Linked DNA regions of Homo sapiens: all the other regions are linked to region 2. Evidence: chromatin loops called from intact Hi-C (ENCODE). Cell type or tissue: PC-9. All regions are shown on one strand. Region 1 has its middle 82 kb from the start of CDC7. Region 2 overlaps LOC102723436 (a long non-coding RNA gene). Region 3 overlaps TGFBR3 (transforming growth factor beta receptor 3).

Region 1 (4,000 bases), 53 kb after region 2:
CAGACACAGAAAGATAAATACTGCATGGTTCCTTTTGTATGAAGTATCTAAAATAGTCAAATTCATAAAATCAATGACTAGAATAGTGGTCACCAGGGACTAGTGGAGGAGGGGGAAATGGAGAGCTACTAATCAATAGATATAAAGTTTCACTTAGCAACATGAGTAAGCTCTAATCAACCTACAGTCAACAGTAATGTACACTTAAAATTTGTTAAGAAGATAGATAGCATGTTAAGTGGTCTTAAAAATAATTTTCAGATTCAGTTTTGATTGAGAATTACCCACCATTCCTCCAATCTGTAATCTAAGTGCCAGAGGCCCTCATGGAGTAAAGCCTCCAGCTCTCCTTCTTAGAGCTGGTAGCACATTCAATAACTACCTCCCTCAAGGGATTTGAAGTGTGCTAAATTAGGTCTTCATAGATACAAGAAAGCTGAACATTGAGGCCAAATAAATAAAGATGAAAAATCCAACCCTTTCATTCATCAGATGTAGGCAGAGAATGCTTTAGAATTCTCCTTGACTCTTTTTGCTGCATTGTTCCATTTTGGAATGTGTGTACATAAAAATCTCTGATGAAGGTTATAAAAAGAAAAAAAGACATTCTGAATGCAAAATATAGAATATATCTGTTTTTTATGTCAACTCCCTTGGCTCTTGGTTGAACCGGTAAGATTTGCTGTTTCAGACCCTCTGTTGTCTAACCTGAGTCCCATCAGCTGTCTTGACATTCTCAGCTTTGTCACAAGGGGTATCCATGAGAGAAGGTAGATGGATCCACTCAACCAGTCCTGGAAATGAATGTGTGACTGACCGAATGTTATTTTTACTATAGAAAGGGCCCTTTAGAAAACCACTCTGGTTTGCCTGTCTTGAGAAATGACAATGAAATTAGTTGTAATCAGTTGAGGATCACCATGTAGACATATTGATTAATCTATAGCATTATGTTATGGTATCTGGGGAAATTTTACCCTTTCAGAAGACTTTTGGCAAAACAATGGGTGAGGCAAAGTTTTCAGGACAGCAATGGAAAAGGGGGCTGGCTAGTCTGTGGTATGTGAATTTGAAAGCTATATTAGATCTGTTTGGATGCTGTGGGCAGCAAATACTGGAAATACCAACTCGAACTGATTTAAGCAATAAGGAAGTGTATTGTTTCACATAACGGGAAATCCAAAGGCAGGTGGGCTCCAGATGTGATGTGTCAGGGCTGTGTTCCGTCTCTCACTGATTCTCCTTACCTTGCCCAACCCTGTGTCAGGTTTACCCTCACCTGAAAGCAACATGGCTGCCACTTTGGAGCATCATATCCAAACACGGCAACACCTGTAAGAAGATCTGTCTCTTCCTGTTCCTCTTTCTTAGGAGCAAGAAACTGTTTCCCAAAACCTCCCCACAGTAGACTTCCTACTTTTCATGGGGCAGAATTGGGTCACATGACTGTTCCTAAACCAATCAGGGAACTCCCATGGTTGGCTTAAGCAGAACTTGCCCCTGGAGCTGAGCATGGAGCTTATCCCCTGGACCACACTGGGGAGAGACACAGAATCTGGGGCTATCAGGAAGGAAGGAAGAAGGTGAAGGGATGAATCATGAGTTGGCCACGGGAATCTTGGTCCTTACTGAGTCTGATTACAGCATCACCACATGCTTTATCCTATGAGACAACATTCCTCACAGTTTACTCTGCAGTTTCGATTGGATTTTTATGGGAAGCATCATTTTTCTCTGACCTCGTGCTGCAATTTTGTTTCTTTTTTCCTTAGCAGAGACCACAATGGAAATCCTACTATAGAAACACTTGAGTGCTATCAAAGGATCAGACCATATAAGGTGCTAGAGACCTTTTTATTTTAAATAAGAAACAAAACTATTTATACTTTTACAAGGAGTCTGCCCTATTTTAGTAAATATTTGGCAAAGCTTCTTGATTAAAGAGCAAACTGACCCTTGTTCTGCAGGGTTGTTTTGCCATAACTAAAATCGTTCATTAATTTTCTGAAAATAGAAGCAGCAAGTGTGTGTTCTTTTGCACTGTGACTAAAGTAGTGCTTACTTGTGATTTGTTTTAAGCTATATTTACTTAGGCGTAATTGTTCAGGTGTCTTTTAAACCTCAGCTCTCGTCAGACCCCATTCTGAGTTACAATCACCAAATGGTACACTCGGAAAATAATCTCCCATGGATGGAGCTAAGATGCATTAATCTGGCCCTGGAGACTCTGGCGTGTTTGACAATACATTTCAAACTGGGTCTCAGAGGTCCTGCATTTGGTAACAAGTTACAACTGTTTTGACAAATAGCGATTCCCTAGATTATTAAACAGTGCGTAATCTGAGAGAAGCTTGTTGAGCACCATATGTTTCTGATTCATTGGCAGTTAACTCATTGTGTGACGTTGGGCTTGTGGGAAACACTCCAGACCTGATCACCTTTCTTCTTTAAAAGCATCCTCTTGCCAGCTGAACTGGGTGTGGTGCAGCTGCAAAGAGTGGTGTTAAATTAGTCTCATAAACTTCTGCAGGACAGCCATATTGGGAGTTATCCCACGATGCCACACAGTAGACTGGGTTGTGGCTGGCCGGCAGGCAGGTGCAGGATGTGGTCCCGGGGCTTGTCATCTGTCCCATTCATGTAAAATGTGCCTCTGCCTCCAATCTCCTTCCCCCATCCTCTGGCCTTGGCTGACAGTTTCTGATCCTAAATCAAAGATGCTCAGAAGAAAAGCCATCAGTAGATATCAAGCAAAGGATTTAGAAATATTTAGAATGCTAAAATGTCAGTGCTGGAAATTGCCTTAAAGATCATCCAGTTCAACCTCATTTCTTGGATAAGTAACGTGGGGTGATGTGGCATGCCCAGTGTCACACAGCTAGGTTCCGGTTTATTCCCTTGTTTCCTTACTGCTTCCCAGTCACTACTGGGAAATTCAAAATTCAACTTTCAGTGTGGGCAACTTAAATGGAGTCTGGAATACACTAGTTGATTCTGGTGCTCCACCACTTACCTAATAGAAAAATGAGAAAAATAAAGGCCCCCACCTCATAGAGCCAGTGATATTAAATAACTTAATCCGAACAATGTGTGGCGTGTGGTGAGAGCTCAGTGAAAGCCTCCATGGCCACTGTCATTCTCTCCTGACTGTTGGCAGGAGGCAAAGTGGTTCAGTGGAAAGAGCGCCAAATAAGTAGGAGTTAAGAAATGTCTGGCGCCAGCCATGTGACCTGAAAGAATCACTCACCTTCTCAAATCCTCAGTTTCCTCTGCCTTCCTCAGAGGAGGATTTTATGTATGTAAAAGTGTTTTGTTGCCGTACAACTCTATAGCAGTGCTCTTCAAACAGTAATGTGCACACAGATCACCTGGTGATCTTGTCAACGTGCAGATTCTGTTTCTGCAGGTCAAGTGTGAGCCCAAGATTCAGCATTTCTAACAAGCTCCCAGGAGATGCAGGTGATGCAGTCCAATGACTTCCCTCTGATGTGCTATATGACATAAGGGCAGCATTCTGATCACCAGGCAGACGGCAACCTCCAAACCCCTCAGATTGTCTTCTTGACTCCAGATGCAGCATTTGTAAAGCAGCGTGGGTAAATGACATGCTGCTCCTAAGGATTCTGCAAAAAGGGGACCTGAAAGTGGATCTATCTGGTACCTAGTGTCAAGGTCTCATGTATTAAGTTTAGCATTTGGTCTCCTAACAATCTCACACTTTGCTGAATACCATTTTGCAGATCTGGTGACTATCATGTCAGCATTCTAAAGCTCCTCCCCTAAGAGTTAGTTCTGGCTTATTGGCTGTTAACTCTTTCAGGCTACAGTTGAGCCAGGTACCAGAGGTTGGCAGGACAAGTGTGATGCCAGGGAAAGAGTGGATGATAAATTCGGCTCTAGGCTGGAAGCCAAATTATGTTTAAAACTGTTTCTGGCCCTCTTACAAGCGTTGGTGTGGCTGGGGCATGAGTGAAAATAGAGGCAACAGCACAATCTACCA
Region 2 (4,000 bases):
GAGTGTCCTTTCTGTCATTTTAATTTTTTATTTTGAAACTCCATAGGTAAATGGTCATACCACATGTGTACTCCTCATAAAAAGGAATCTCACTATCACTTTTATCTTTAAAAAAATTAATTTGCTTTCTTGACAAAAGCCAAAACCTCTTTTAACAAGGGTGCTTATTTTCCTAAGTTTAGTACAATTTATTTGATTGAGAGTGACACCAAATGGTAAGAAAAATGAAATGCCTCATTCCTCTTACATAATCTCTTAACAGTAGACCACCCAACTTCCCCATAAAATGTAATTTAAATGAAGCCAAGATTCTAATGCCATGCTTTAGATTCAGAGTGGCCCCAAAGGGGCCTTTGGATTTTGTAGTTGCCATTACCTGGAATGCCTTTCCCTCTAATCTGTATATCCCACTTCCCTCTACAAAGCCTTCATTGATCAGTCCAAATGATCATGTCCTTGATTCCCTATACACAGTTTATAAGCTTCTTGAAAGTAGAGACTGTATTATATATCCCCCCACATTTTCCATTGCTGCATTTAGAAACTCGGGTCCTCAGTCAAAACTTGGGAGTTGACCAGGAATCTGACACCATGGGGTTTTCCAAGCTCCACCAGGATAATCCCATTCTAAGGACAGCTCCTGTCTTCTTAAAACATCTAAAGGATTATACTGTTTTTCCCTTGGTCATCTGTCCTAAGGCTTCTCAGCCCCGCAACCCCCATCCCATCCATCTTGGTTCTAATTTCTCTCCACTCCAAGTTGCTGGTGCTCCATTCCCATCGCTTTGACCTCAGTGAAGACAGAACAGCTGGTGGACATTTAATCTCTAACAACTTTTTACAACCTTGTATAAGAGGTAGGTAAGCAAAAATTTTACAATTCTCTATTATAGTCATGTTTTTAGCTCCTACTGTGTACCAGGCACCATAACAATTTAAAAAATCAATGTTTTAAGGTCTTGTATGTATAAAATACTATGGGAAAGCATAATATACACATTTGATTATGCTTTGCTAATGTGATTCATCTTCATACATGTGGAACCCTATTCATCTGGATTTTTCTGAGACAGCTTCAATTCCAAAAACTCGGTGTTCTGAGAATGCCAATGTTTCTGCATCCAAATTGCATTTTTAAGAATGTCTCTCTCAACTAGAAGTAGTACGAAATTGTTAGAAAGGCATTCCAGTTTTTTAGCTTTCAAAATATGTCCATTCTAATATATGTGGTACCGGAGGCTCTCTGCTTTGGGCACCAGCTGATTTGTATATTATTTAGTGAAATAGAGATTCTTCCCAATGTCTTTTGAGAACAAAATGGGATCTTAAGCACTTTCATTGAGGTCTTAAATGTAAATGTATGGATGTCACAACTGGGCAACATTTTAATGCCTCCTTACCATTTGTTGATTTAGAAATAAATCCTGATGGGAGGCAGCATAACATAAAGGAGACAGCCAAAGCCAGCTTTTCCCTGTATTGTGAGTTGCAGTTTCCTCATCTGGAAATGGGGTTTATGTTGCCTACCTCCTTGATTGGAGGAATGAGAGTATGCTCACTAAGTACAATGCTGACACAAGTACCTAATTGTTAACCTTCCCTCCTTCCTTTCTTTCCCTGGTTTCCTTTCATCTCCCCATACAGGGGAGCATTGTCTGAGAATATTCTTACATATTTCTTCCTTAACCTGTTTTAGTACATAAGGGCTTTTAAACCATTGAGTGGAAAATTGCTGTTATTTGACATACTGTGAGCCTAACATTGTAGTAATGCTAATTTTCTGCAAATTATGATCTCTCTGTCCATTAGATGGCAGGAGTTCCTTTGGCCATGTTCGGTGAGGAAGCTGCCCAAACACGTTTGGACTTGTGTATCAGTAAGGCTACTAAAAGAGAAAACAAGGTATACAAAATAAACTGGCTCTTATATAAGTAAAACAATTTTACCAGACAAAGGGAGAACTAGTAATAACCTATTACCCCCCTCATCTTTTCTAGTCACGAATTTCTTGTATTTTCTATTCCTTCTCTTCTGGGCTTTTGCATTTCCTGTTTCCTCTGCCTGGAGCACTTCTCCACCAAACCCCAGCTTCCTTCACCTAGCTAACTCCTCTTCATCCTTCAGGTCTCAGTTCAGCATCACTGCCATTAGGAAGGCTTATTTTACCTCTCCTTCTGAGTTCAGGATACCATATCCTTCCTCCACCCCATCCTGCTCATTGTATAGTACCCTGCTCATCATATAGTAGTACCCTGCTCAAATGTTGCCTCCTCACACAGGCATCCCAGTTTACTCTTACTTAGTGTCTCTTTTTCTGACATGTAGAATAGTGCTTGGGACAAGTAGACATTCAACCCTATGGTAAAAAACGCCTTTGCTCCCCCAAACTTTGTAGCTTCCAATCATTCCTATTGTGGCACTTATAGCACTACATTATCAGTCCTCTATTCTATAACACCACTAGATTGTGAGTGCCAGGACAACAACAATCAGGTCTATTTCATGCACCATTGCATCTCCAGTGCCTGGCACAGAATCAGGCCTCAATCATTATTTGTTGAAAAATGAGCACACATATAGTATACACATATGCACACAGTATAACTACAGTGAAGCAAAATTTTTTTGTTTGTTTTTTGAGGAGGCCAGTGAAGCAGAAGAGGAGAAATGGTAGCAGTGACCTATAGCAGGCTTCCTTTGCAATGACAGCATCCATATTCAGAATCAACCAGGTGGGCTTTTGATAGCAGTTACACTAAGTAGCTTTTTGTTTTTGTTTTCGTTTCGAGACGAGTCTCACTCTTTCACCCTGGCTGGAGTGCAATGGCGCACCATCTCTGCTCACTGCAACCTCTGCCTCCCAGGTTCAAGCGATTTTCCTGCCTCAACCTCCTAAGTAGCTGGGATTACAGGTGCCCAACACCATGCCCAGCTAATTTTTGTATTTTTAGTAGAGACAGGGTTTCGCCATGTTGGCCAGGCTGGTCTCGAACTTCTGACCTCAGGTGATCCACCTGCCTCGGCCTTCCAAAGTGCTGGGATTACAGGCATGAGCCACTGCATCTGGCCCACTAAGTGGGTTTTATGTTGACCTGAATTTTCAATGAATGAATTTAGAATTAATGTCAAACTTTGTAGGAAGTTGAACATGGCTTGCAGAGCAAGAATTTGGGAGGCCACAGAAGGTTTGAAGAGATAAAATAGATGTTTTTGAGCAGCCACCTGGTGACCAGATATAGTGATATAAAAATATGCAACAGAATAACCTATATGAATTTAGATAGTCAGCTGTAAGAAATGGGCTGAAATATAACAGTTAGAAAAATACTCAGATTTAAACACAAGAATACTTCACAAGATATGCTCTGGGTCTTCTTGTTTGCTTGCTTGTTTGTTTGTTTGTTTGTTTGAGACAGAGTTTCACTCTTATCACCCAGGCTGGAGTGCGATGGCACAATCTTGGCTCACTGCAACCTCCGCCTCCCAGGTTCAAGCGATTCTCCTGCCTCAGCCTCCCAAGTGGCTGAGATTACGGCATGCACCACCACACCCGGCTAATTTTTGCTCTGGGTCTTAGGTAGCAAATGATGTTCATATATGAGGCCTCCTCTGTGAAGGGCCCAGGAAAAAAGTAGAACATGGCTCCAGCCAGAGTCTCTCAGAGTCAAGAAGGGCCTAGGGTCACTTCCATTTTTTGGATCCCAAAATTTTTTTTCTGTTTAAGACTGTAACATGGAAAAAATGTTTGTATGTTAAGCACAAAAGGGACATAAAATTGTATAGACAGTAGAATAACGACTATGTAAACACACCAAAAATCTATGCACAGAAATGTGTAGGGGAACATTTAACACCAAAAGATTAACAGTGGTAGCATTTGGGTGGCAAACTGATTATTTCTAAAATTTCCAAATTTTCCTTAATAAGCAGTAAGTATAATTGCAACTGGAAATAATTTTTTAAGTACCCCTCTGGCTGAGGAGTGCAGTGTCACTATCAA
Region 3 (4,000 bases), 270 kb after region 2:
TAGCTACGACTACAGGCACCCGCCACCATGCCAGCTAATTTTTGTATTTTTAGTAGAGAAGGGGTTTCACCATGTTGGCTAGGCTAGTCTCAAACTCCTGACCTCAGGTGATCCACCTGCCTCGGCCTCCCAAAGTGTTGGGATTACAGGTGTGAGCCACCTCGCCCGGCCTCCACTTTTTTAAAAAAACATGTAACGTTTAGCAGTCAACCTCCATTTCCTTCTTTCCCCTCTAGCCCTAAGCAATGACTAATTTACTTTGTCTCTATAAATTTCTGTATCCTGAACATTTCACATACATGGAATCATATGATATGTGGTCTTTGTGTCTGTCTTTTTTCATTTAGTGGATTTTCAAGGTTCATCCATGCTGTAGCACCTATCAGTATGCCATCCTTTTTACTGCTCAGTAACACTCCATTGTATGGATATACCATATTTTATTTACCCATTCATCAGAAGATGAAAATTTGGGTTTTTCCACTTTTGGACTAATGCTGCCATGAACAGTCACAGACAAGTCTTTGTGTGGACATGTGTTTTCACTTCTCTCGGGTATATACCTAAGAGTGGAATTGCTGGGTCATGTGGTTCAAATGATTTTTAAAAACTGTTTGCATAGCTGCGGGAATGTTCTCCATAGTCATATGTCAAAAGAGTGAGCGATATTTAATCCTTATACACACCCATCTTACCAACCACAAACAATCTTTCATTCTCTCGTCCTGACCCTCATTCTGATGTTATCCTCTATGCTCACTTTGTATATGCAAACTACTCTGAGATCTGCCGTATGTGAGCAACGCAGAGCCAGATGGAATCTCCAAAAATCAGTTATCCCAAAATCTTGTTTTCAAACAGTATTGAACTACAACCATCTAATTCTTAAAGGTCCGTCTGTTGTCTATTCTCAGAAACATCTTCAAATCACTGGCCCAAAATCATACATATACTATACTAATATCGAAAGAGAATAATGTTCAGGTTTTTAAACAAGTTTGAGACTACCCTTTGTAGGCCCTCTTTCTTTTCTTCCTCACTGAACACACTATGTCCCTGATGCCAGCTAATGTTATGTATCCTCAGTACTGCCAGGTCCTAAAATGAATCCCATTTTGAATAACATAGTAACCAAGTGCAGGAGAGCTCTGCTGTCACTCCTCGAGGTATTTTTCTCTTGTTTCAGTAGTCTTACTCGAATTTGTTTTCAGAGTCAACAACAGTACTGCACAATTTAACGTCAAGAATTTTCTGCTGTTGCTGCTTCTGTAACAGCTTGGACTTTCTTTTCCCTCTGAGTTCCTCTGAGAGAAGCATATATAAAATGAGTAATTGTCGCTGCTAAAGAATTGCTGGAGTCAGCAACGCTTCATAGGAGCTGCATTTCCTCCTCTCCTCCTTTCCCTCTCACCACAAACTCTCCCCCATCAGTTCAGAATTAAAGGCACATTACTGGGATAAAGAAATCTGACCTGAAATATGAGTTGCAGCAACAATGGCAAGCAACCAAGAGTATTAACAATAATTTCCAATGTTGCTGGAAAGGTTAGATGATCTGTCTTTGAAATGAGCCAACTCTGCACACGTTCATGAGATTAAAATCAGCTTGCTTTTCCTTAACATCTCGTGCTTCTCCTCTTCCTACCACCCCAAAAGGATGGGGTGGCTGAGGCACATAAACAAGTGGCTCTGGAAATTAACTTTCTTGACCAGAAGAAAGCTCAAAGATAAATTCCATTCTGCATTACTTTTCCTATACTTCACTATGATCAGGATTTTTTGTGGTTTCTCTCTCCCTGGAGAGCGAATACCTGAGTGATAACATTTCTGACACACAGAAGCTTAAAAACAGAATACTCTGTGTTATCTTGTTGGGAAATCTGTACTCTTAAATGATGACCATTCACCCACAATCTAGGCCATTTTTGAGCCACAGGAAAGAGGACGCCATTTCTCTCTGAAGATGATGACCTTGCGCAAATAAGTTTTCTGCACCTGTTTTGTCACCTGTAAAATGAGTATAATTGTAGGATTCATGGAGTTACTGTATGAGTGCTTCGAACAGTGTTTGGCAGAGTAAATGCTGAGTAACTATGAGCATATATCTTTATCATCACCATCTCCGCTAATGTCACCGCCACCTTTGGGAAGCTGCCTAGATAGTGATAAGGAGCTATGCTCAGGGATTTTCAGGCAAGTACAAAGTACCGCCATCTTTATTCCAGAGTGTTCCCATTTCCCCTCACTCATCCTGCAGAAGCAATAAGTTCATATGACAAAGTAAAGAAAGAAGACAGAGGACACAGGAGGAAATGGGAAAGACATTTCACAACAACAGAGAAAACGGTACCTTATTTGGTTTCTCACAATCATGTTTAAAAGATGAAATTATTATTATTATTTTTGAAACAGGGTTCTGCTCTATCTCCCAGGCTGGAGTGCAATGGCAATCACGGCTCACTCCAGCCTCGATTTCCCAGGCTCAAGCAATCCTCTTGCTTCAGCCTCCCAAGTAGCTGGGACTACATGTGCTAACTACCACACCCTGCTAATTTTTTTTTTTTTTAGTTTTATTTTTAGTAGAGATGAGGTCTTGCTATGTTTCCCAGGCTGGTCTTGAACTCCTGAGCTCATGCGATCCTCCCACCTTGGCCTCTCAAAGTGCTGAGATTACAGGTGTGCACCATCACCATGCCTGGCCTAAAAGTTGAAATTCTTATGAACGTTTTTTTCCAATACGGAGGGCCAGGAAATGGGGAGAGCCAACCAATCTCTAGACAGAGAAATCCTAAAGTTGCCCAATCCAGACAGCAGCTGGTATTTTAAATCTGTTCTCTTATGTTCATACATGAGCTTCTTTTGTTGAACCCCAGAAGAGAAGAAAAGGACTTCTGTCCAGAAAATCATCTCTGCAGACTCAGTGGCAGTGGGCTGAGAGCTGACACCTGCACCTACCTCTCTCTGTAGCTGGCCAGGCCCCTGGCCTGCAGTGCGGAGATTCAGGACATGCACCTCCTGTGGCAGCCCAGTTGTGCCTCTGCTGGCACAGCCTGACAAAACAGTGAAGCTCTCCATCAAGGCCTGGACAGGATGGGAGGCACTGACAGGTGACAGTTCACACAGTGCACCAGGCTCTGGACCTGCCAAGGGAATCACAAACACAAGCCACTCAGAAACAGCAATTAATTCTGCCCCAAAGGGGCAAGGGTGATCAAACCACTGCCAACCCACCAGAGATGCCTTTCCAGGTAAACTGTTCCAAGACTAAGTGGCCAAAAAGCTAGCCTATCTTCTAAAATCCCAATCTCTTAAATTTCTTTTGGATAATTTGGTATGTATTTGATTTTTTAAATTCCCTTTTGGACTCACAAGTCATGAATGCATTCCTCTGGGTAGAAGACACTTCCCATTTAACATTTGTGTTTAATTCCTTCTTCCCTCTTGGTAGAAAATCAGAGATAAAATAAATTGCTTAAAGTCCCAATAATACTATACATAAATAATATTAAATACCTAAAATTGCACTTAACAAAAGTATAAGATACAGATCCTATCTTTTCAGAGCTTCCCTTTATTAGGGAAAGCAAAACAAACTTAAGAACAATACAGAGCAAGATGTAACATGTAGAGGCGATCAGGGCCAGAGCTGTACAGCAAAATTTGGGCCAGAGGTCAGAAAAATCCTCCCAAAAGAAGTAGGATCTGAGCAGAGCCTCAAATAGAAAAAGTAGAGTGCTGGTCATACTTGGTTCCTGCTTCTTCATTCCCTCTTCCTCTAATCAGTCAAGCCTTAAATCCTAAATCCATCCACTCCTCTCCATCTCTACTTCTTTACCAACCCTAGACAATTACAAACCTTCCTGAACGGAGTCTGAGGACTCAAGCTCTGCATGCCACCTTCCACACAGGCACTGTCCACCTAACCTAGAGGCACTCAATGTTACGGGTGTTCCCAAAGCAAATGCCTGCCGTTGGCATCTCTGTGGGAAGTTCCTGTCCC

The links. A loop is a pair of places that touch in the nucleus more often than their neighbours do. Peaks named below come from ENCODE experiments on the same cell type or tissue, not always from the same donor. Only the 100,000 strongest peaks of a DNase experiment are listed, where the experiment ranks them.
Region 1: a loop joins it to region 2, with 2.2 times the contacts of the local background. A loop is called at or near these places in 7 of 110 quality-filtered maps.
Region 3: it touches region 2 in a loop (4-fold over the local background); 5 of 110 quality-filtered maps call a loop at or near these places.

Annotation. Positions count from the first base shown.
Region 1 is chr1:91,581,120-91,585,119 of GRCh38, forward strand. No RefSeq gene overlaps it. Among named protein-coding and RNA genes, the nearest start is that of CDC7, 82 kb to the left of the region's middle. RefSeq lists an enhancer at 1,076-2,275. In PC-9, no CTCF peak of the experiment used is centred here; a DNase peak (open chromatin) is centred at 1,632; H3K27ac peaks cover 600 bases.
Region 2 is chr1:91,528,241-91,532,240 of GRCh38, forward strand. The region is part of intron 4 of LOC102723436 (a long non-coding RNA gene); the gene reads right to left. It also overlaps the pseudogene WDR82P2. Among named protein-coding and RNA genes, the nearest start is that of CDC7, 29 kb to the left of the region's middle. In PC-9, CTCF peaks have their summits at 1,797 (motif pointing right) and 2,001; a DNase peak (open chromatin) is centred at 1,841.
Region 3 is chr1:91,794,332-91,798,331 of GRCh38, forward strand. TGFBR3 (transforming growth factor beta receptor 3) reads right to left here. Exons shown (of 17, transcript NM_003243.5): 3 at 2,956-3,140. Among named protein-coding and RNA genes, the nearest start is that of TGFBR3, 90 kb to the right of the region's middle. RefSeq lists a silencer at 1,941-2,235. In PC-9, no CTCF peak of the experiment used is centred here; DNase peaks (open chromatin) are centred at 1,430 and 1,820; H3K4me3 peaks cover 1,631 bases; H3K27ac peaks cover 3,022 bases.